2 separate regions of the Mus musculus genome follow, and region 1 is linked to region 2. The links are chromatin loops, found by intact Hi-C in ENCODE. Cell type or tissue: heart. All regions are shown on one strand. Each heading gives the region's core, and the rest is flanking DNA. Links, peaks and the distances in the headings are about the cores only. Region 1 overlaps 6030407O03Rik (RIKEN cDNA 6030407O03 gene). Region 2 overlaps 6030407O03Rik (RIKEN cDNA 6030407O03 gene).

Region 1 (12,006 bases), core at 2,258-10,257, 77 kb after region 2:
TGCAAATTGTATCTTGAGTATTCTAAGTTTCTGGGCTAATATCCACTTATCAGTGAGTGCATATTATGTGCATTCTTTTGTGATTTGGTTACCTCACTCAGGATGATATCCTCCAGATACATCCATTTGTCTAAGAATTTCATAAATTCATTGTTTTTAATAGCTGAGTAGTACTTCATTGTGTAAATGTACCACATTTTCTGTATCCATTCCTCTGTTGAGGGACATCTGGGTTCTTTCCAGCTCCTGGCTATTATAAATAAGGCTGCTATGAACATAGTAGAGCCTGTGGCCTTACTACATGCCGAAGCATCTTCTCGGTATATGGCCAGGAGTAATATTGCAGGATCCTCTGGTAGAACTATGTCCAGTTTTCTGAATAACTGCCAAACTGATTTCCAGAGTGGTTGTATGAGTTTGCAATCCCAGCAATGGAGGAGTGTTCCTCTATCTCCACATCTTCACCAGCATCTACTGTCATCTGAGTTTTTGATCTTAGCCATTCTGACTGGTGTGAAGTGGAATCTCAAGGGTTGTTTTGATTTGCATTTCCCTGATGGCTAAAGATGTTGAACATTTTTAGGTGCTTCTCAGCAATTCAGTATTCCTTAGTTGAGAATTCTTTGTTTAGCTCTGTACCCCATTTTAATAGGGTTATTTGGTTCTCTGGAGTCTAACTTCTTGAGTTCTTTGTATATATTGGATATTAGACCTCTATCAGATTTAGGATTGGTAAAGATCTTTTCCCAATCTGTTGGTTGCCTTTTTGTCTTATTGACAGTGTTCTTTGCCTTACAGAAGCTTTGCAATTTTATGAGGTCCCATTTATCAATTCTTGGTCTTACAGCACAAGCCATTGCTGTTCTGTTTAGGAATTATTCCCCTGTGCCCATATGTTCAAGGCTCTTCCCCAATTTCTTCTCTATAAGTTTCAGTGTCTCTAGTTTTATGTGGAGGTCCTTGATACACTTGGACTTGAGCTTTGTTCAAGGAGATAAGAATAAATCAATTTGAATTCTTCTACTTGCTAACCACCAGTTGAGCCAGAACCATTTTTTGAAAATGCTGTCTTTTTTCCAGTGGATGGTTTTAGCTCCTTTATCAAAGATCAAGTGACCATAGGTGTATAGGTTCATTTCTGGGTCTTCAATTCTATTCTGCTGATCTACCTGTCTGTCACTGTACCAGTACTACGAAGTTTTTGTTTTTTTGTTTTGTTTTTTTTTTTATCACAATTGCTCTGTAGTACAGCTTGAGGTCAAGGAAGGATGGTGATTCCACCAGAAGTTCTTTTATTATTGAGATTAGTTTTTGCTACCCAAGGTTTTTTGTTATTCTAGATGAATTTGCAAATTGCTCTTTCTAACTCTGTGAAGGATTGAGTTGGAATTTTGATGGGGATTGCATTGAATCTGTAGATTGCTTTCAGCAAGATGACCATTTTTACTATATTAATCCTGCCAATCCATGAACATGGGAGATCTTTCCATCTTCTGAAATTTTCTTTGTTTTTTTTTTTTCTTCAGAGACTTGAAGTTCTTATCATACAAATCTTTCAATGCTTACTTAGAGTCACACCAAAGTATTTTATATTATTTGTGACTATTGTGAAGGGTGTTGTTTCCCTAATTTCTTTCTCAGCCTGTTTATCCTTTGTGTAGAGAAAGGCCAGATTTGTTCGAGTTAATTTTGTATCCAGCTACTTTGCTGAAGCTAATTATCAGATTTAGGAGTTCTCTGGTGGAATTTTTGGGGTCACATAAATATACTTCATATCATCTGCCAATAGAGATAGTTTGACTTCTTCCTTTCCAATTTGTATCCCCTTGATCTTTTGTTGTCTAATTGCTCTGGCTAGGACTTCAAGTACTATATTGAAAAGGTAGGAAGAGAGTGGGCAGCCTTGTCTAGTCCCTGATTTTAGTGGGATTGCTTCAAATTTCTCTCCATTTAGGTTGATGTTGGCTACTGGTTTGCTGTATATTGCTTTTATTATGTTTAGGTATGGGCCTTGAATTCCTGATCTTTCCAAGACTTTTATCATGAATGGGTGTTGGATTTTGTCAACATCCATTTTTTCAGCATCTAATGAGATGATCATGTGTTGGGTTTTGTTTTTTTTTTTGAGTTTGTTTATGTAGTGGATTATGTTGGTGGATTTCCATATGTGGAATCATTCCTGCATCCCTGGAATGAAGCCTACTTGATCATGATGGATGGTCGTTTTTGATGTGTTCTTGGATTCTGTTTGCAAAGATTTTATTTAGTATTTTTGTATCGATATTTATAAGGGAAATTGGTCTGAAGTTTTCTTTCTTTGTTGGGTCTTTGTGTGATTTAGGTATCAGAGTAATTGTGGCTTCATAGAACAAATTGGGTAGAGTACCTTCTGCTTCTATTTTGTGGAATAGTTTGAGGAGTATTGTTATTAGGTCTTCATTGAAGATCTGATAGAACTCTGCACTAAACCCATTTGGTCCTTGGCTTTTTTGGCTGGGAGACTATTAATGACTGTTTCTATTTCTTTAGGGGACATGGAACTGTTTAGATCATTAATCTGATCCTGAATTAACTTTGGTACCTGGTATCTGTCTAGAAAATTGACCATTCCATCCAGGTTTTCCAATTTTGTTGAGTATAGGCTTTTGTAGTATGAACTCATGATTTTTTTTTTTTTTTGCATTTCCTCAGATTCTGTTGTTATGTCTCCCTTTTCATTTCTGATTTTGTTGATTAGAATACTGTTCCCATGCCTTCTAGCTAGTCTAGCTAAGGGTTTATCTATTTTGTTGATTTTCTCAAAAGAACCAGCTCCTGGTTTCGTTGATTCTTTGTATAGTTCTTTTTGTTTCCATTTGGCTGATTTCAGCCCTTAGTTTGATTATTTCCTGCTGTCTACTACTCTTCGGTGAATTTGCTTCTTTTTGTTCTAGAGCTTTTAAGTGTGCTGTCAATCTGCTAGTGTATGCTCTCTCCAGTTTCTTTTTGGAGGCACTCAAGGCTATGAGTTTTCCTCTTAGGACTGCTTTCATTGTGTCCCATAAGTTTGGGTATGTTGTGGCTTCATTTTCATTAAACTCTAAAAAAGTCTTTAATTTCTTTCTTCCTTTCTTTCTTCCTTTCTTTCTTCCTTTCTTTCTTTCTTCCTTTCTTTCTTTCTTTCTTTCTTTCTTTCTTTCTTCCTTTCTTTCTTTCTTTCTTTCTTTCTTTCTTTCTTTCTTTCTTTCTTTCGTTCTTCCTTGATCAAGTTATCATTGACTAGAGTGTTGTTCAGCTTCCACATGTATGTGGACTTTCTATTATTTATATTGTTATTGAAGATCAGTCTTAGTCCATGGTGATCTGATAGGATGAATGGATTATTTCAATATTTTTATATCTTTTGAGGCCTGCTTTGTGACAGATTATATGGTCAATTTTGGAGAAGATACCATGAGAAGCAGAGAAAAAGGTATATACTTTTGTTTTAAGATAAAATGTTCTATAGATGTCTGTGAGATGCATTTGTTTCATAACTTCTGTTAGTTTCACTGTGTCTCTGTTTAGTTTCTGTTTACAGGATCTGTCCATTGATGAGAGTGGGGTGTTGAAGTCTCCCAGTATTATTGTGTGAGGTGTAATGTGTGCTTTGAGCTTTAGTAGAGTTTCTTTTATGAATGTCGATGCCCTTGCATTTGGAGCATAAATGTTCAAAATTGAGAGTTCATCTTGGTAGATTTTACCTTTGATAAGTATGAAGTGTCCCTCCTTGTCTTTTTTGATAACTTTAGGTTGAAAGTCAATTTTATTCGGTATTAGAATTGGATACTCCAACTTGTTTCTTGGGACCATTTACTTGGAAAATTGTTTTCTGGCCTTTTACTCTGAGGTAATATCTGTCTTTGTCCCTGAGGTGGGTTTGCTGTAACCAGTCTGTTAGTCTATGTCTTTTTATTGGGGAATTGAGTGAATTGATATTAAGAGAGATTAAGGAAAAATAATTGATGCTTCCTGTTATTTTTGTTGTTAGAGTTGGGATTATGTTCATGTTGCTGAAACATTACTTTCTTGCTTTTTCTAGGGATTAGTTTCCCTCCTTGTATTGGAGTTTTCCCTTTTTATCCCTTGAAGGGCTGGATTTGTGGAAAGATATTGTGTAAATTTGGTTCTGTCATAGAATACTTTGGTTTCTCCATCTATGGTAATTGAGATTTTTTGCTGGGTATAGTAGCCTGGGCTGGCATTTGTGTTCTCTTAGGGTCTGTATGACATCTGCCCAGGATCTTCTGGCTTTCATAGTCTCTGGTGAGAAGTCTGGTATAATTCTAATAGGTCTGCCTTTATATGTTGACCTTTTTCCCTTACTGCTCTTAATATTCTTTCTTTGTTGTTTGCATTTGGTGTTTTGATTATTATGTGATGGGAGGTATTTCTTTTCTGGTCCAGTCTATTTGGAGTTCTGTGGGCTTCTTGTATGTTCATGCGCATCTCTTTCTTTAGGTTGGGGAAGTTTCCTTCTATAATTTATTCACTGGCCCTTTAAGTTGAATATCCTCCTTCTCATCTAAATCTATTATCCTTAGGTTTGGTCTTCTCATTGTGTCCTGAATTTCCTGGATGTTTTGGGTTAGGATCTTTTTGCATTTTGCATTTTCATTGATTGTTGTATCAATGTTTTCTATGGAATCTTCTGCACCTGAGATTCTCTCTTCTATCTCTTGTATTCTGTTGGTGATGCTCACATCTATGGCTCCTGATTTCTTTCCTAGGTTTTCTATCTCCAGAGTTGTCTCCCTTTATGATTTATTTATTGTTTCTACTTCCATTTTTAGATCTTGGGTGGTTTTGTTCAATTCCTTCACCTGTTTGATTATATTTTCCTGTAATTCTATAAGGGATTTTTGTGTTTCCTCTTTCTGGACTTCTACCTGGTTATCTGTATTCTCCTATAATTCTTTAAGGGATTTTTGTGTTCCCTCTTTAAGGGATTCTACCTGTTTAGCTGTGTTCTCCTGTATTTCTTTAAGGGAGTTATTTATGTCCTTCTTAAAATTCTCTACCAGCATCATGAGATATAATTTTAAATCCAAATCTTGTTTTTCTGGTGTGTTGGGGTATCCAGGACTCACTGTGGTGGGAGTACTGGGTTCTGATGATGCCAAGTAGTCTTGGTTTCTGTTGGTAAGATTCTTGTATTTGCCTTTCACCATCTGGTAATCTCTAGTGTTAGATGTTCTTGCTGCCTCTGGCTGGAGCTTGTTCCTCTTGTGAGTCTGTAAGCTTGTGTCAGCACTCCTGGAAGACCAGCTCTCTCCTGGCAAGCCCAGTGCACAAAGGGCTGTGGAATAGCCCCACCTGCTGGGTGCAGATGGAGGACCTTAGGACCCTGTCCCAGCTGCTCTGCCCACTTCTGCATCCTGTGCACTCCTCAGTGGTCCTGCCTTAGAGAGTCACCAGAGAGAAAAATGGTGATCTCACCTGAGTTCTGGGGTCAGAGCACTCCCTGGAGGCAAGTTCTCCCCTGGCAGGGAAGGTGCACAGAGGACTGCAGAACATCCCCACCTCCTGGGTACAGATGTAGGCCCACAGGACCCTATCCCAGCTGCTCTGCTGCTTTTGCATCCTGTGCGTTCCTGAGTGGTCCTACCTTAGAGAGTCACCAGAGAGAAAATGGTGATCTCACCTAAGTTCTGGAGTCAGAGCATTCCCTGGAGGCAAGCTCTCCCCTGGCAGGGACTCCAGTGTTTTTCTCTATGTTCCTTCCCCCTTTCCTCCCTCCTCCCTCTCCTCCTTCAGAAAGTGATCACCTCCCACTCCCTGGTCTTTCTCCACATTCAGCTCTAGTCTCAGCATTCTTAGATATGTGAGTGGCCTCTCTCCAGTTCTCCCCAGTTGAGAAAGCCAGATCAAGCTTTCAGAAGTCATTCCATTCTGCAGGCATCAATCTCTACCTGGCTTCCTTGGGGTGACTCTTACACAATCTTCTGCATCTCCCCTAAGAGCCTCCAGAGGGGTCCTAAGACCCACAGTTCAGATGAGGGTCATAGCATGGCTCCCTACTTCTTTAGGATGGCCTTCTGGCTCACCTGTCATGGATAGTGCCCATCAGCAGCCAGTTCCACTTGTCTCCTGACCTGTCAGGGAGTCTATGGTCATGAGAGCTGGATGGTCCATGGTGTAAGACAATGTAAGCTCCTCTTCCCACTCTAGTCCTCTCTCTCTCTCTCTCTCTCTCTCTCTCTCTCATGGTAGCGAATAGCATTTGGATTTAAGACTGAGGAAGGCCTAGGATATGTTTGTTTGACCTTTGTATAGAGACATTGTGCAAGACATATTTCTTATTCTTCTAGTAATCACTTACTGAGTGCCTATGATGTGCCTGGCTGTGTGGAGCAGGGCTAGGGATTCCAGGATGGCCTGATGGGGCATAGAGTGATGGGGCATGAACATTCAAATGGTGACAGAATTGCTAACTATGTATCATGAACTGTGCAAAGAGATGTAAGAGGTCTGAGAGAGAGGACAACAGCTATGCAATGTTCTAAGGCTGAGACTTCAAAGTCAGAAAAAATAGAAAGCATTGTTCTCCATCTAGCACCAGAACCAATTCACGCACCAGACATTGTGTAAAAAGCAATCTTGTTTCGTCCTGACAAGGGATGAGTTTTACCTCTTGTATCTGTAAATGAACTCCCTACCCCTGAACAGGATGCCTGGTCTGTGGTATACAACCCAGCAGCTCTGCCTTGTGTAGGGTCAATAATTGGTCCCTGGTCTCTGTGACTGCATGGTTTGGCAATTATATGGTTAATTTGAGTGTGTCCTCATGGAATTGAAGTTTTCATAATGGCAGAAGAAAAGATTCAACTTACCTACCCTCATTCTTCAAATGCTAGTACACTGCTCAGCAGGGCTCAAGTCTAACCATTTACTGAGTTAATGTCAGAAATAGTTCAGAATCTGTGGAGACTTTCAGAGATTCCAGGACCATCGTACCTTGGGCTGTGGTCCTCTGAGTTTCTTCTGCTCTGCCTAACCATACAAGAAGCAAACAAATCTATGTATATTTGAAGAAAATAAAATCTATGTGTTCTGTAAGAAAAGTATAGAAGAACTAGGATAAAATATTTCTACATAGACTATAAAAAGAATAGTCTAAGTTGTATAGACATAATGCATTCCTAATTTCTTTTTTCTCTCTAACTTTTTCTCCCACCTTCATGCTTAGTCTAGCTTTGGGCCTGTTTTGATCAACTTGCCAAGCTTATTAAGTTCAGGAACACATGTATAAAAGTGATCCCAAGGAACAGTCCCAACAAGACCACTCCTGCACCTCCATGGGGGTCTCTGCAGCTGAATAGTTCCATCAACTCTCCGCACAAATACACTCAATGGCATTGCCAGGAAATCAAAGAGAAATAAGATATCTCTCCAAAGTTCAAATGAATTATGAAAAATTACACAACTGAATGCTGAAAGTAAAAAAAAAAATGTTGTAAGGAATGATGGGGACTTAAAAGTAGGGCGGGGAGTTGGCAGAATTGAGCATGTTCTCTTGGAGAGAGTCTTATAGAGAAATAGCTTGCTAGCTGTGTCAGCAGCAGTGGACTCTCTAACTTAAACAAAGCAGAAACACATACACCAGAGTTGTCTTTTCTGCCAGTTGGGGTTCAGAGTACACTGGGGGATCCATGCCAGTTGTCGGAAACAATGATAATGACAACTAGTGATTTTTTTTTCAGCTTTTACTATAGAGCAGATACTCTTTGCTTGTTTAATCCTCTGACTTTGTAGGTGATGAGCATCACCACTCCTAATTACAGATGGAAGAAGTATGGCGAAGTATGGAGAATTTAAATATCTCCCCCCTACCCCACCCCTATCCCTGCAAGCTCAGCTAGAAAGAAAGAAAGAAAGAAAGAAAGAAAGAAAGAAAGAAAGAAAGAAAGAAAGAAAGAAAGGGAGAGAGAGAGAGAGAGAGAGAGAGAGGGAGGGAGGGAGGGAGGGAGGGAGGGAGGAAGGAAGGAAGGAAGGAAGGAAGGAAGGAAGGAAGGAAGGAAGGAAGAAAGAAAGGAAGGAAGAAAAGAAAAAACCTAATAAAGCTTAAATTTGAATTTATATTATTGGAACTGCCATTTCATGGTTGCAGGACTGAAAAGAGAAAGTTTGAGCATGTCATACTGGGGAGCTTGATGTTATGTGCTATCCTATGCTAAGATTGATGCAACAGTATTTCCTAGGAGGACCTGTTGGGGAGAGAGACTAGAAGCAGGAGCTTCTGCCCATTGGGAGAAAGAATTGGGCTAGTCCTCCCGAGGTTGGACTTTCTGTCACTGTGGCAAATACCCAAGAGAAATAACTCAAAACAAGATGGCTTTCTTTGGGCATAGAGCTTCAGAGTTTCCGATTGGTGTCCCCTACCCCTGTAGCTTTGGATCTGAAGTGAAGAAGTGCATCCCGGCAGTAGAAGAAGTTGACAGACATGGCTAGTCACCTCACAGCAGCCAGGAAACAAAGGAGGGAGGATGGGGCCACACCTGTGTATGAGTTTCTTCTGAGATTAAAATTTTCCCAATTTGAAAGGAATCTCATTAATATGCAAGATATTTACAAGGAAGTAAAACAGCAGGATATTCTAAGGGACAATAACGCATTCCATCTCCAGTGAAACTCAGCAAAACAAAAAGTAAACAATTAAAAGTAGCTTCAGGAAGTCCCTAAAAGTGACCAGATTTACTAGGTCCCACGCTCCTGGAGCATATATAGCCTGTAGGGGCTGCTGAGAGATATTCTTAAATAAGCCAAGCTATGAAGGAGACTCTTAAGACAAATTGAGCTGCCTAGAAGACTCTTATACCAACCATGCAGCTTAGAAGCAGAGATCAGCCAGGCTGCCAGGAAGAGGTTCAGACCAGCTGATCTATCTGCAAAGGACATTCTCTAACTGTTAAGGTATTTACAGATTGTACGGTGTGGGCCAGTCTTCTAGTCTTCATAAGCTGTTAGTCATGTTGGGGTAGGCTTTGCTGATATAGCTGTTTTTAAGTTATTTGTGCACCTGTAAGTAACTCTTCTCCCAAATTCCTAGAAATAACCCCAGTAAAACTCATAAATTCACACAGTTGGATGTTGGTGGTATCCATACTTTGGTTAGCCTCTGGATCCCTACCTAGAGTGAGTTGATATTTGTTTATATCCCCCCAAGAACAGTATCACACAACAGCTAGAGAGAAGATAAAGTGTTCAAAGATACATATACCAAGATAACTACTTCCTTAAACTAGCCCTATTCCTTAAGTTTCCACTATGTCTCAAAACAGTGCAACCACATGAGGACAAAGTCTTCAACACATGGTCTTATAGGGAATATTTCAAATTTGAGCTATAATGCTGTCTAATGCTTAGATTCTCTATAGAATCCTACCTAATCTTAGGACTTTATCACACCTTCTTCACACAGAGATGAAATGGATTTAAATGACCAAGTTGTATTATCACATTTAATGTTACTATAACAAAACACCTGAAGCTGGGTCCTTTATGAAGGAAAAAATTTTAGCCCACAGTTAGGAAGAATCCCAAACATAACTCAGCTATATCAAAGGTCTCATGGTAGATGGTATCATGATAGATAGATCAACCTTCTCTGAAATAGTAAAAATCCCAGGAGAACTATCTTAACCACTTCTAGACAATACCCCCAAATGACTCTCCACCTCTTAAAGGTCACAGAATCTCTCACCACCACCATATTTAAGATCACTCTTCCAACACATAATCCTTTAGGGGACAAACTCAAGCCACATTCAAACAAGGTAAGCTGTCTCATCCAAGTTTCCATACCTACTCATTAGAATTAATTTGAATATTTGTCTGTAAATCATTAGAATTAATTTAAGTATTTGTCTGTAAACTAATAGCTTCCACCCTCCTCTCCTTAAAACCCTAATGTCTGCTTTTCAGAGCTTCCAAACATCATGACATCAAAGGCTTATTATAGCCAATATGACTACAAGTTAGGGGCATGTTCCTCAAATTGTGTTTCAGGGAATATTGGCCATAGGCAATGCCACGTTATCTCCCTACTGTCCATGAAAAAACAAAAACAAAACTGTAGTAGTCAAGTAAGATTGGAAATCCCTTATATCATACAGGTACTCCTTGGGAGAACTTTTATGCACAAGTAAAATATTTCATAACGCCTTAAAAAAAAGTGTTAAACTTTGTTTAGCACAATATATTTAAATAGCATCCATGAGCAACTCTATGCACAAACCTCTGCAGAAAACATAGGGAAACGCTGCCTTGGAAAATAATGGCTCTCAGTCTCCTTTGTTGTCCTATAATTCCTGGAAGGAATAATAATAGCCTCTATTCATTCAACTCCAAAGTTTTCTCCAAATGCCTTTACAAATATCATCTCATCTTATAATATTTGAAGTTCCAGACCAACAGTATTCTTCAAATTCCTTCTTTTCCTTTCTTTGAAGTAGAATCCCAAAAGATACCAATTAGGTAGCTCTATCTCAGAAAGTTAATACCCACCTCTACCTTATTTTTTTTTTTTCCAGATCAAAAGGGTGAAGTTTTCTACTGCTTAAAGCCTGTGCTCCTGGCAGATTTTTATCAATTCGAGGAACTTCTTAAAATGCATTTTGTAAATGTCAAAGATTAACACTTCTCAGCTCCCTTAAGAGATTTACCTCCCAGACATTTATTCCGATACAAACTACTTTCTGTTAAGTATTACTTTACAAGGAACACAATCACCAGTAAAATATTTTAAAAGAAAATGAGGGGTTTCTCCTATGGAGCACTTTAATGGATCAAAGACTTCCTTTCCTAAAAAAAGAAAAAAGAAAGAAAGAAAAAATACCTGCATTTAAAAACAGTAAAACAGGGTGCCAAGTTGATTCTGAAGGACCATACCTTGTTAGGTTTCAGCTGTAAGAGGACTGTCTGGGAAAGGAAAAGATGTTACTTTCCTCACTCAAATGAACTCATCCCTGCAGCTGCCACTTCTGTGAGTCTAAATTTTATCTACTCATCCCTCCCCACTTCTCTCCTGAACTCCCTGTACGGACATTCACATTTGAGCTGGTGTGACTCTTGGCTCTTCGCTAAGTCATCAGTTAGTGAGTCATAAGCTACCTTTATCTTGGGTTTTCATCATTATTTATAAAATAACAAATTGATAAGAGGTGGATACTGTGAGGCTAAAACTGAAACAAATGCAAAGCACCTCCTACGCTGCCCAACACACCACGGCAGGTAGCCAGTAGGTAGCCAGTAGGCAGAAGCACACAGACCTGCATATGTGCCTTAGCAAGCTGTAGTCAACAGAGATAACCATTAGCTATTTTCATGCCTTGTGATTTCAACTCACTCTGGGGAAGTGGAAGAAGGTTTGTCTTTGGTCCCTGAACCATTTTTAACTCAACACACAAGAATCACAGTCATCCTACAATGACAGTTGTGTGGGGCACCAGGGCAGGCTGCCTACCCTCAGCAAGGGAGACCTGAAGAGTCCTTGTTATTTCTCCACAGCTGTGGTCACAAACCTTGCATGAGAGTGTGTACCATCAGAATATCAGTAGACCCAGAAGGGAGCCAAAGCAAGCATATGCTCAGTCAAGACACTATTTGGTAGAAGGTATCAAAAAATATCCTTACCTCCAAACCCAGAGAGGTCATATCTACAAATGGTCACAATCACTGGATCCCAAAAGAAGCCAAATGACACCAGTTCAGCTCCCTTCTTCCTGTTAGCTGCCCATGATACATCTCCTCAAGAGAATGGAGACATTTTGGTCTCAAATAGTGACTATATACACACTATGTTGGCAAGGGGGGTGGTGGCAATGGAGGTGACCTTAACCCCCTTCTGCAACTGCCATGGAGGAGTACACAAAACCCTCTACTCCCTCTCCCAGAAGCTGGTGGCAATGTAGGCTGCACCAGTCATGCAAGGAATATCTGCATCTACTGAGCACCTCCAGCCTCTACCCTGTAACTCGCCTACTATCT
Region 2 (12,006 bases), core at 1,699-9,698:
AAACTGACGGGCCATAAAGGTCACAAAAAATTATTTGATTTAACTTGAAATACAGCAAACTGTCTGGAAAAGGTCCAAAGAACATAAACTATTCAGGTGAATGGCTCTATAATTCTGTTCCACCATTTCCGGTCCCACAAGTTACCTAAGATTAGCAGAACAGAGCTGAGTTGCTTGGGTTGGGAAAGAATATCAAACTCAGGTGACTTCCTCCAAGAGTGAAAGAAACATATTGTGTTTGTTTTGCTTTGTTTTGTTTTGTTTTGTTTTCCAGTGAGAGTCCACTCAGAAGGCAGCTGTTAAGAGAAAATACTGAATGTATTAAAAATACAACATACTTGTATAGACTGTGCCTAAATAAACTTGGATTGGAAATATCCCACATTGCTGGAGGCTGGAAGGCCTCACTTGCACAGGTGTGAAGAACTGGAAGGAAACTGAGTTGGGGGAGCAGGAGGTAAGACCTCTATGAATGGAACCATTCAAAAGTCAACATTTCTCTGGTTGTTCACTGTTCCACAAGTGCACACTCTACCAAGCACATCTAATGAAGACCGGTGATAGGAGAGGCACCATCTAACTCAGGAAGCTGCTGGAAAAGTATAGTAACTCAATAAAGATGCTGAAGCATGAAGTTAGATGGTTTCACTTGGCAGCAGCATCCCATGATGGGATACAAGTTTTATTTTCTCAAATTCCTCGGGATCTGGAGGCAGAGCTGTAGAGAAGTGTTCAAAAGCTTGTTGTCCCCCAACAATTTGCCCATTGTGTAGGTCAAAGAACCCAGAGCCAGGGAAACTCTTCATGGAGAGTAACGAGACAGACAACCATCAAATAGTAGAAAGCTATGCACAAGAAGACTGAATTTCATCTTCTTTTATTTTTTTAATCCACCCAATTTTATGTCACCCCAATAAAACCACCAATAATTCTGAACTAATCAAAAAAATCATCTTTCCATTATTCCCAATTGTGTGTATATAGATAGCAAGGTGATCAAGCAGCCCATTCTCCTGCTCAGGATGGACTTGGTTTCCAGATTCTCCTACCACTTACACTTCATTTAAAAAGTGCACGGAACATCACTTAACTGCAGGACTTTCTGTCAGTGCGTGACAGAGGATGCAATCTGTTGAGGTGGAAGCAAGAGCACTGACCTTCAGCATTTAGAGAGAAAGTAGTGAGAGAAAAAATAGATTTTTTTCTCTCTATTATTCATGTAACTGAAGTTTGGGCAGCCAAATTACTGAACATCACTTATTTGTAAAGTCCTATCTCTCATGTTGGTCTAATATAGAGACATGAAATATTGAGTAAGAAACATGATCTATTATATAAAATACATGTCCTGCAGAAAACTTTGTGTAAAAATTTTTATAATAAACTCAGAATTTACCAGTGGTGGGCATAGGAAGAAAGAAAAAAAACCAAATAGGATTCAATATAGAAAATCTCTCAATGGTCAAGATTAGAAGAGTGTGTGTGTGTGTGTGTGTGTGTGTGTGTGTGTGTGTGTATGTGTGTGTTTGGATTAAAACCCAAAGAAGAAAATACATATCTTTGAGTTTGTTTTGATGATAATAAATTTCTTAATTGCTGTTAGAAGTGGGGGACAAATATTTTAATAGAAAAATTCCAGATAGTAAATGTAGAGGCAATTAGAGAAATGGAAGATTATCATCATGGTACAACAGTCATAGACACTATAGAAAATATTTATAGGTAAATGTCAGGATCAGTAAGATAACTACATCCAACATACTTATATAATCTTAATATATATCCCCCAAATATGTATTCATTAGTATGTTGTCTTAACATGTAACTCTAACATCTTTGGTACTTGTGGTTCCAGGAAGTAGCATTTCATTCTCTGGTCTTGAGTGTCCTTTGGACTTGGTGACTCATTTCTAGCAAATAGACTACAATAAGCAAAAAAAGATAGCAATCTGGAAGAAAATACTTTAACCAAGTGGTCAAAGCTAATATCACCAGTAATAAGATATTAGTGCCACACGGACACTAATGTGATATGATAAAGAGAGCAATTCTGTGTCCTTCTCCCAGGTTTCTTAATTTTGATAAAAACACAAGATGAACCAACCCTACAGATGGTCTACCAACAAACTTGATGAAAATTCTTCAATGTGTTCACCATGAAAAACACAGAAAGATTAAGAGAAACAATTAGAGGTTGCTGTGGAGACTGCCAAAAACAAGGAAAGAATTTGTCTTACAGTTTGAGGGAACAATCAGTCCATTATGGTAAGGATGGCAAATCAGAGAAAACATGAAATTATTGGTAGATAATGTCTACAGTTCAGATGCAGAAATATGAGTGCAGATATCCATCTGCTTTCTCCTTCATGGTTTTGATTTAAACTTGGACACCAGGCAATGATCTGGTACCACCAATATTCAGATACGAGTCATCTGTCCTAAGTTAAACATCTCTGGAAACACCTTCACAGACATACCCACAGATATGTCACATAGATTATTCTAAATCTAATCAAATTGACGATAAACTAGCATAATGACTTAATGCACTGTGTTGTCTCAGCCTGGACCACAGAACAGATAAAAAGCAGTAGTGAAAAATCTAATGATATTTAAATAAAGTCTGTACTTACTACTGATAGGCTAATATTAATTTTTAAGTTATATATATATATATATATATATATATATATATATGTATGTGTGTGTGTGTGTGTGTGTGTGTGTCTTGTTGAATGTATGCTACCTGTGTGGGGGCAGAGGGGTGTAGGCCAGAAGAGGGCATCAGAACTACAGAACCTATAAGCTTGCAGGTAGTTGTAAGCTGCCAGCATTGGTGTTGGAAAATAAACTCAGGTTCTCTGAAACAGTGATTATTCTTAGCTCCTGAGCCATTTCTCTAGCCCTCAGTGTTAATTTTTCACTTATGACTTCTGTATCATTGCTGTGTAGACTCTTTACACACACACACACACACACACACACACACACACACACACACATGCATCCACACACGTGCGTGCGTGCATGCGTGCGTGCGTGTTATACTTGGACTCTTTGACTCTTTGCCTATCTGACACTTCTATAAATCTGAGATTATTTCAGGGTTGAGAAATCATAAAATAATAATAAACCAGCATGGGATAATAGAATCCCTTGCCAATGATGTGATTTTGAAAACTGTGTTACCCCCATGCTGTGAACTAGATTAATGTGAAACAAAAGTAAAATGAAAAAAGTGTGCCTTCATCCCACAGGTAAATCGCATATACAAGAATTACACAAGTTTTGTGATTTAGTTAAAGCAGGCTGGATTTTTAATATATTCATAAAGAGTTTAAATTTGTCTACAAGTGTGCTGACACTCAACATTCAGTAGTCATTTACTCTTATTCAAATACATTTCAATATCTGCTCACATGCACAGAGGGAGAGGTGGGGGAGATGAAGATAAAGATGTAAAGATCAAATATGACATCGATCTACAGGAGAACACAGACAAAACATCAAAATGCATGAGCACAAAGGCAGATAGGTAACGTATGAGAATATAACAACTTAGCCAAGCTGTCAACATACATTCCTTAAAATATTTCCCTTCACACTCCTACAAATAAACAAAACACTGGAAACTTTATTTAAGAGTTGGTGGACTAGGGTCCAAAGATGATCAAACAATTTGCTAAAACGCAAAAAGCTTATTTGTACAACTTAGGACTAATAACTCAAGCCTGCTAAACTTCCTCTATAGTACAAACATTTCTTCAAGTTAAGATATATATTTTGCATAATAAAAAAAAAGATAGCTGTAGAAGTAACATCCTGTGGATTTCCACAGGCACATGCAGTTGTGGAGACCTCCCATGGTCAAGATGCTAAAAGGTCAGGTTTCTGCTTCCATAAATTCCCAGGATCAAATTTCTGTGGTACAGATAAGCATCCCCCAACGTTCTAGTTCCCTCATGGCACTATCAGGACGTGGCTAAATCTGTAAGAGATAGGTCCAAGTGCTCATTCCTTTGGTAATGAGAGCTTAACCCTCTTCCTCCCTCTTTGATTCTTAGCTGCTAAGAGGCAAGCAGTTTGCTCCACCACAGCCCAAGCCACAGTGTTCTGCTTTATGCTACATACAAGTTAGTAAGTTCCAGCAACCATGGATCGAAACTATGGACCTAAGTAACTCTTCCTGTCTGGTAAACTGGTTAGTTCAAGCATTCATTAGAGTAATATAAATCTGATTAAGACAGTAGAAATAAGTAATGAGCTTGCTACTTGATCTGAAATAACAAAAAAAAAAAAAAAAAAAAAAAAACCAAACCAGATGTATGAAGAAATACTTTTTGAGACCATTGGACACCAGGCCAAAAAAGGGGGGGAGGGGTAGTGATTCCTGAATAATAGAAGGGAGTTCAGTGGGCCTTGTGGTTGCTCCTGCTTACTGGCTTAGGGCTTGTACGTTATGGCACAGGATAGAGGAACTCAAGCAGAGGCAGCAGAGTTTTGGAGCTGGAAGTCTAGTGAGATTAGAGTGGCTGGAGTTCATAGGGTGGAGTATTAGAGTAAGAAACCAGAACAGAAAAATTAAATAACAGAATTTAGTCATGTACCCTGCAGAGTGACCACTAGTGTCTGTGTGAGGAAAGTGGCCAACGCTACTGAAAGAATTACCTGGCATGAGTGAAAGGAGCAGTGTCGAAGATTCTGAGTACTGATGATGGCACCTGCTCATAACAGCCATACCTGAAACTTCAGAGTTCAAAGTGGAGGCTGTATATCAGTCAAAGGTACATTACACATATACATATACATATACATATACATATACATATACATATACATATACATATACATATACCTGCACCTGCACCTGCACCTGCACCTGTACACCCACATGCACATACATGTACACGCATATATATATATACATATATATAATGTACATATGTATCATGTTTATGTACTACATGTAACATAGACATATGAGATTTATTAAAATGGCTTACAGGGTATCATCCAGCTAATTCAACAATGGCTGCCTACAAATGGAAGGTCCAAGAACATAGCAGTTGTTCAATCCCTGAGGCTGGATATCTCAGCAGGTCTTCAGTATATAGCAGAACTAGGCTGTGATGCCTGCAGAGGGCTATATTTGCTAGCAGAGGAAAGAGCGAGCAGGTACCAGTGACTATCTTGGGATCCTACAGTTGACTAGTAGTCATGACTCACGGCCACTGCCCAACCTTACAAGAGGGCATCATACCACTTAGCACTGACCTTTAAAAACATATCAAAATCAGGTTTGAAATACGGTTTCTACATATCATCTCTGCAATATTGTAAATTGAAAAACAGTTGGACGCTACCTGCATTGAGCAGAATACTAAGACCCAAAATTCTATACCTACTGAAAATATCTGTCAAAAGTAAAGGTGTTTTAAAGGTCAATTTTTTTTTCAAGCATACACAAACCAGAAGGTTTGATCACAAGCAAACCTATACTATACAAAACATTAAAAGGAAGTCCTTCAAGCAAAAGAGAAGGCATGTCAGATGGAGTGTTACAGGGACATACTCAGTGTATACAAACCACTGGCAAAGGTAGAAGAGAACAAAGAAAGAGAAAAATAAATTCAGGACTGTATTTAATACAACTTATTACAAATATACACAAGCCAGTGATATGTCTTAGACTCAAGCTAGAAAGTGGACCTCTGCATCCCAAGATAGAAGGAAGGGCTTTACAATCTGAGCTCCAGAAGGATGGACTACAGCCAAATGAAAGGTACTTGGCCTTTAAAAAATTAATACATCAAACATCTTTTAGGAAACAGCCCAGCAATTCAGATATCAGTGACATTCACACACACACACACAAAGTGCAGTGTACTATTCTAATGATGTTTTATCCTATTGCATTTGGAAGCTGTACCCCTTGGTAGGGGAAATGACAGTTATGGTTAAGATGGCTTTAGTCACATAAAGCTAGATCCTTACATGAAACTCAGAATCTACACAAAAGATTAAAAGCAGTGAAAATAGAACGACGTGGGTAAATATATAAGATGTTTTCCTGCTGTTTACTTCTACATAGAAGATGATTGCCTGCAGCTACAGAGATGGCTCAGTGATTAACAGAACTGGTTACTCTTGCAGAAGAACAGAGTTAGATTGCCAGAACCTACATGGTGGTTCAGAACTCTCTGTAACTTCCAGAGGATCTAACATCCTCTTCGAGCCTCCTTGAACACTGCACACAGGCACTGAATGCACGTGTACATATACATAGATGTGGACAAAAACTACACACGTAAAGTAAAAGTTAAATCTTTAAAATTAAAAAAGACATTTGATTTTTTTTTGACAAAAACCCTTTTAAGTAGCATGAGCTTTATAGCTTTGAGAAAAGGGCATGGAGCTTATGGAAACATGAAGGAAGGTAAAGTGTGTTGTGATAATACAAAATCCATTCATGTAAAAAGAACAACTACAGTCATAAAGGCATTGGAGTGAGTTAGGATTTCCGCAAATGTATATGACTGATATTATGAGTGGATGCTTGCTCTCGGTTGGCTGTTCTAGTTTGCAGAGTGTTTAGAGTCATCCCTGGATTGTAGCTCCAACTTAAACCAGTAACACTACTCAAGTTGTGGAAACCAAACGTCCCCTAGGAGGTGACAGCATTCACTATAAGTGACCATGACTTATACTCAAAGGCTGACTATGATAAGTTAAAGATGTGTTCCATATACCATGCAGAGAGCACTGAAATAAAGGGACAGAGAGTTCTAACAAACAGAGCAAAGTAAGTCATGGATATTGTTTTATTAACCCCCCTTTTTAAAAAGCAGTCAAAAAGGAAAAAGAAGAAGATACAAACACAGGAAAAATAGTAATATAACAGTATGGTCATAATCACCACATTCCATATACTTTCAGATGGACTAATAAAGTGATACCCAACTATATTATAAACAAGAAAAAGTAAATGTAAAGACATGAAGAGATTTAAAATTAAAATAGGAAGAACTGTGTCATGGTAACATTGCTCATAAGAAAACTGGAATGCTTGTCTTAATAACCAATAGGCCAGGAAATGATAAGAACTGGTACATGAGGTTATATTACAGTTAAAAGAAGAAGAAAATCAGCAGAATAAGAACAGACAACTTACAGAAAAGGAGAAACCATTGCTGCTACATATCTAACAGATATTAATAACTAGAGTAGTTATGGACTTGGCTGGGTTATAAGAAAAAAGAGATAGAATGTGAAGTTGTAAGGGAGTGAATTGAGGAAGAATTAAGGAGAGGAATTGTAGGTAAATATGATCAAAACACATTACATATATGTATGAAAATCCCAAGGAATTAGTAAACTATTATTTAAAAAAAGAAAAATAAATCCAACGGGATCCAGTCATTCTGCAATATTTGCCAAAGGTAAAGCATTTGTAGATTTCTGTATGTGTGTATGTTAATTTGTAATGGCTCCAGGCTGAAAATAGTACAAATATCCATCAGAAAATTAATTAAAAAAAATTGTGTTACAGCCATCAGCCATCCAATGGATTTACAAGGCTTAGGAATAAAGGCTTACAGATAAGGGATATACTGATCATCTTGACTGTGGCAGTGGCTTTCTGGGCACATCATATGTCTAAATGTATGCACTGGTAACTTTACCAGTGTGTAATCTGCCATGTCAGTTATACTACAAATTTCACAAGATAACATGCAGAGCAGTCACCATGCCAATCATCAGGATGCCAAGAAAGAGTGGGTAGCAACAAAAAAGTAGGAATAGTTCCTGGTAAACTAGCCCTAATGTACACTTTAAGCATAGCCTGATGGTCAAAGACTCTTCTGCAATAGGTAAGATGTTCAACCTCCTATCTTACTTTGTCCCTTTTGTAGACAAGGGTCACGTTTACCCGTCCATTCAAACTTTCCTGACCCCAGGAGCTTCTCATCTTGCCTGCAGTAGGGAACAGTGGTCATAGCTCACAACCTTCTCCCTACTATAAACAAAGATACTACAGTGATGAAGAGGATCATTCCTGTGCCTTTTGAGTTATTATTACAAAAATATGACATCACTAAGATGACACACTGAGATTCATTCACTAAAACTAGAAGGCAAATTAACATCATCCCAGACATATGACTCTGGAAATATACTAGAAAATAGACATTGGCGTATGTTCTGTGACCTAGCCATTAAAAAAAAAAGAAAGTCATTGAATTCTGACCCATTCAGTACCACATCCACTGTTGCATAAACTTAGCAAGGCAAATGGCAGGACTTGGCTGTAGATAATCAGGTAATCAGGTGGTGTGACACATAGAAACATCCTAAGAATCTGGGCTGAGTCCTCTGTAGATCTAGGGTTTGACGAGCTGGAATGTGAGAGGAATGAGGGGCCAACACCCACTTGTAATCTGTAGCCTGGGGCTCTCCCTGTTTACAGCCAATGGCATCTCAGAACTCCCAGCACTCATCATCTACTCCATTGGTCAGCCTCTGTTGATGCCTTGCAGTATCACTGCTGATTGTGGTTGCTTGGCTCTGGCACTGAACTCAGACCTTCCATACTCATTGATTCATTAAGCATCTACAGTAGCAGAATACTGGAGTGCATACAGGGCCTCCTCAGATGGCTCAGGCAAGCAGTGTTCTCCTGGAGAAACTCTTTCAGTTAGGGCAACATCAAACTGATACATGGTGATTTGGTCCTAACTATGACATGGAGTTGACAATGAGAGCCTAAAACAGAGGATCCTGCGACATCTGAAGGATGGGGACAGCTCTCTGGAGGAAGGGCATCAAAGCTGAGAGTCGGGTATAAATTACCTGGAAAAATCAGAGAAGGGAATCCCAGAGTATGAGAGAAGAGAGGGAAGCCCAAGTTGAAGAATCAAGAGAATGATAGGAAGGCTGCAACAGAGAGGGTCATTTGTGAGCAAAGCGAGACACGACTCTTGGATACTGTGCTGAAGATTTAGAAAGAATGGAAAGCCATTCAAAGATTGTCTATTTCCACTGTATTGTGGATTCCCAAGTCTTTTATATCAAATTCTACATGGTAGCCAAGACAACCAGAACATTTTATCAGCAAGAAATTAAAAACAAACAAAAAACCCAAAATTGTGCTTTGGGTCCTTTAGAATGTTTAACTTGGGTTAGTTGGTCATCTACTTTTCAAAGCTATCTGATTCCATTTTGCAACTTTATTCCAGAGGGTAGGTAAGCAAGTAGCTTAGTAGGGAATTCTAAGTCATATTCTGCCTAGAAGTCAAACCCACCACCCCCCACCACCCCCCACCACCCCCCACCCCACCCCCCACGTACCCTCCGCAGGAACTCTGATCTGGAGAAGGGAGACTGTTGAGGCTCCCCCAGAGTCACTTAGAAGAGAAGATACAATGTCTCCAGCTTTCACCCAAATTCTAATGAGTCGTGTGGTCCTTCCCAGGTTGCAATATGCTTTCACTTTCTTGTCCTTGTAGCCTTCCTAAAAGCCAAAGACAACAGTAAGAACTGTCTGAGGGTTTGAGTCTGTTGGGTTCCACTTTAGTTGGCTTCTGAGATGGTTTGGATAGAAAGGCTGTAATCCCAGCACTCAGGAAGCAGAGGCAGGCAGACCTCTGTGAGTTCAAGGTCAGACTGGTATTCAGAGTGAGTTACAGGACAGCCAGGGCTTCACTGAGAAACCCTGTCTCAACTACCCCCTTACTCCCCAACTACCCTCCTCCCCACCCCTGAAAAACACAGGCTGAAGGGGACGCAAGGGGGAGCATTAAGGAGATACTGAAATTTCCTAACCAACTCGATAGAAGCAGAAGCCAGGCATTCCTGATCATTCTGCTTGTTGTTCTCAATAGCTCCATCTTTCAGATTAGGAAACTGTGCCATGTTATAATTTACCCAGTTAAAAAGAAGTCTTGGCTTTTTATATATTAGTGTGGCTCCGGAACCCTCCTTTCTCCTGTCACCTTCTACAGTGGAGCCCTTCACAACGACGAAACCATCTTGCCTTTCAGGGAACTTACCTGTTTGCTGTGGTTTCTCTGAAATGCAAGACCCTCACCAATTCTCCATTACAGTCAATACCTGGACTGAAATGACCCAGAGAGAGGCATAACCAAAAAGCAAGAAATGCTCTAGGTCCTTGTTTTTCCTCTGTTCTGTTCTTGGAACCATTAACAGTGACTTCATTCAGCTGGATCCCTGTGTCCTCGAGCAAGTGCAATGCGCGCGCGCGCACACACACACACACACACACACACACGCACCATGCACACATACATACACCTGTTCCCCCCACCTCTTTCTTCCTTCTTTCTCCTTTCATCCTCCTCTCCCTCCATCCATCTTCATCTTCCCTAAATAGAACACAAACCTCACAGTCCATCAGTACTTAGACATTTTCTAAGAAGAAAGAGGGGCCTGAAGTCATCATTCTTAGAAAGAAAGTGAACCAAAACCCCTCTAGTTATTTGTAAATCTCTATTTCCACCCCTATATTATCTATCCATCAACCCTTTCTGAGAGAAAATGTTCCAGTTATGTGCCCCTGGATGGCTTAGAGAGGAGCAAAATGTCTGTTTCCTCCTTCATCCTAAGGATATTCATCAGAGCTGGTTGCATTCAGACATCAGACAGTTACAGCTGCTTCTTCCATTTTCCCCTTTGCTGATATCCTGTTTGCCCTGCTTCGAGTCACTCCACATTCTGTAAAACCCTGGGAGGCTCCTCACCCTGGGAGGCTCCTCACCCTGGGAGGCTCCTCACCCTGGGAGGCTCCTCACCCTGGGAGGCTCCTCACCCTGGGAGGCTCCTCACCCTGGGAGGCTCCTCACCCTGAGAGGCTCCTCACCCTGGGAGGCTCCTCACCCTGGGAGGCTCCTCACCCTGGGAGGCTCCTCACCCTGAGAGGCTCCTCACCCTGGGAGGTTCCTCACCCTGAGAGGTTCCTCTCCCCCAGAGGCTCTGTGTTATACCAGCAGCTTTTGACTCCATTTCAAGCATGGAAGATGACCACTGCCCAGTGGCCCTCAGTCACTACCACCTGTCCATCACCAACCATGCAGCACAGAGCAAAACCTGATGTAACCTTAGGGATAAAAACTGGCTCTGCTTTATACACTTATTGAGACTGTAGGAGCACATGGCATATCAAAATCACATCAGGGAACGCAGACTCAAGAATTTGTCAGACACCAAAACAGGGAAGAAGTATAACTCCCTCGCCTGGCTCCCACAGGATGGTGGATACCTTGCTCTGTGATGGCAATGGCCCCACACCAACTATCATCTGATACCTGAGATGTACTCTAAAAAACACCAGGCAGGACTTCTGGCCATCCTTGGGTTCAGGTTCTTTCTCCACCCTTTATGGACACAGCCTACTCAATGCCCACACAACTGCTCACCTGCCTGCATGGAAAACCATTCATTCTGCTCTGCCCAGTGCTGCCCTGTCACATCACAGCTGAACTCAACTCAGCGTCTTCTCTCTGAGCCTTGACTCTCCAGTGGCCTCAGCAACAACCTCCTCCCTAAAGATGGTCTGGGTTCACTATCAATATAAATGTATGGCTCCCATGCCACACCTTAATCCTTTTAACCTCTTTATCGCATACCCATTCTTTAAATTGTACATATTCACAGGTGGGAATGAAGACTTACTATGTGATATGAGAGATACTATTAGTAATTAAAATTTGAATAAAAGAAACTGGATTCTCCTTAACTAGATTACTAAGAGAATGCTACTGAAACCATTGGGCCTCACGAATTTATGGCTAATCAATTCTGACATCATGGAAAGATACAAATGTGTTCATGTGCCTCTTACCTAATAAACGTAAATAAATGTATTGAGGCAGCCCATAAACCACATTTAAGGTATCTCCTCCCAGAAATGTAACTTGGCTTTGAAGCTGAACTTCACATCTGACTAGAGGTTGTATCCTTGGATTTCTCCCATTCCCTCTGTCTTCAGGG

Evidence for each region. A loop is a pair of places that touch in the nucleus more often than their neighbours do. Peaks named below come from ENCODE experiments on the same cell type or tissue, not always from the same donor. Only the 100,000 strongest peaks of a DNase experiment are listed, where the experiment ranks them.
Region 1: a loop joins it to region 2, with 3 times the contacts of the local background. A loop is called at or near these places in 3 of 42 quality-filtered maps.

The regions. Positions count from the first base shown.
Region 1 is chr1:73,731,948-73,743,953 of GRCm38, forward strand. All of the region lies in intron 6 of 6030407O03Rik (RIKEN cDNA 6030407O03 gene), which reads right to left. Among named protein-coding and RNA genes, the nearest start is that of Gm29183, 89 kb to the right of the region's middle. In heart, for the core only: a CTCF peak has its summit at 5,343 (motif pointing left); a DNase peak (open chromatin) is centred at 5,354.
Region 2 is chr1:73,655,307-73,667,312 of GRCm38, forward strand. The region is part of intron 7 of 6030407O03Rik (RIKEN cDNA 6030407O03 gene); the gene reads right to left. Among named protein-coding and RNA genes, the nearest start is that of C530043A13Rik, 130 kb to the left of the region's middle. In heart, for the core only: a CTCF peak has its summit at 5,142 (motif pointing right); no DNase peak of the experiment used is centred there; H3K27ac peaks cover 282 bases.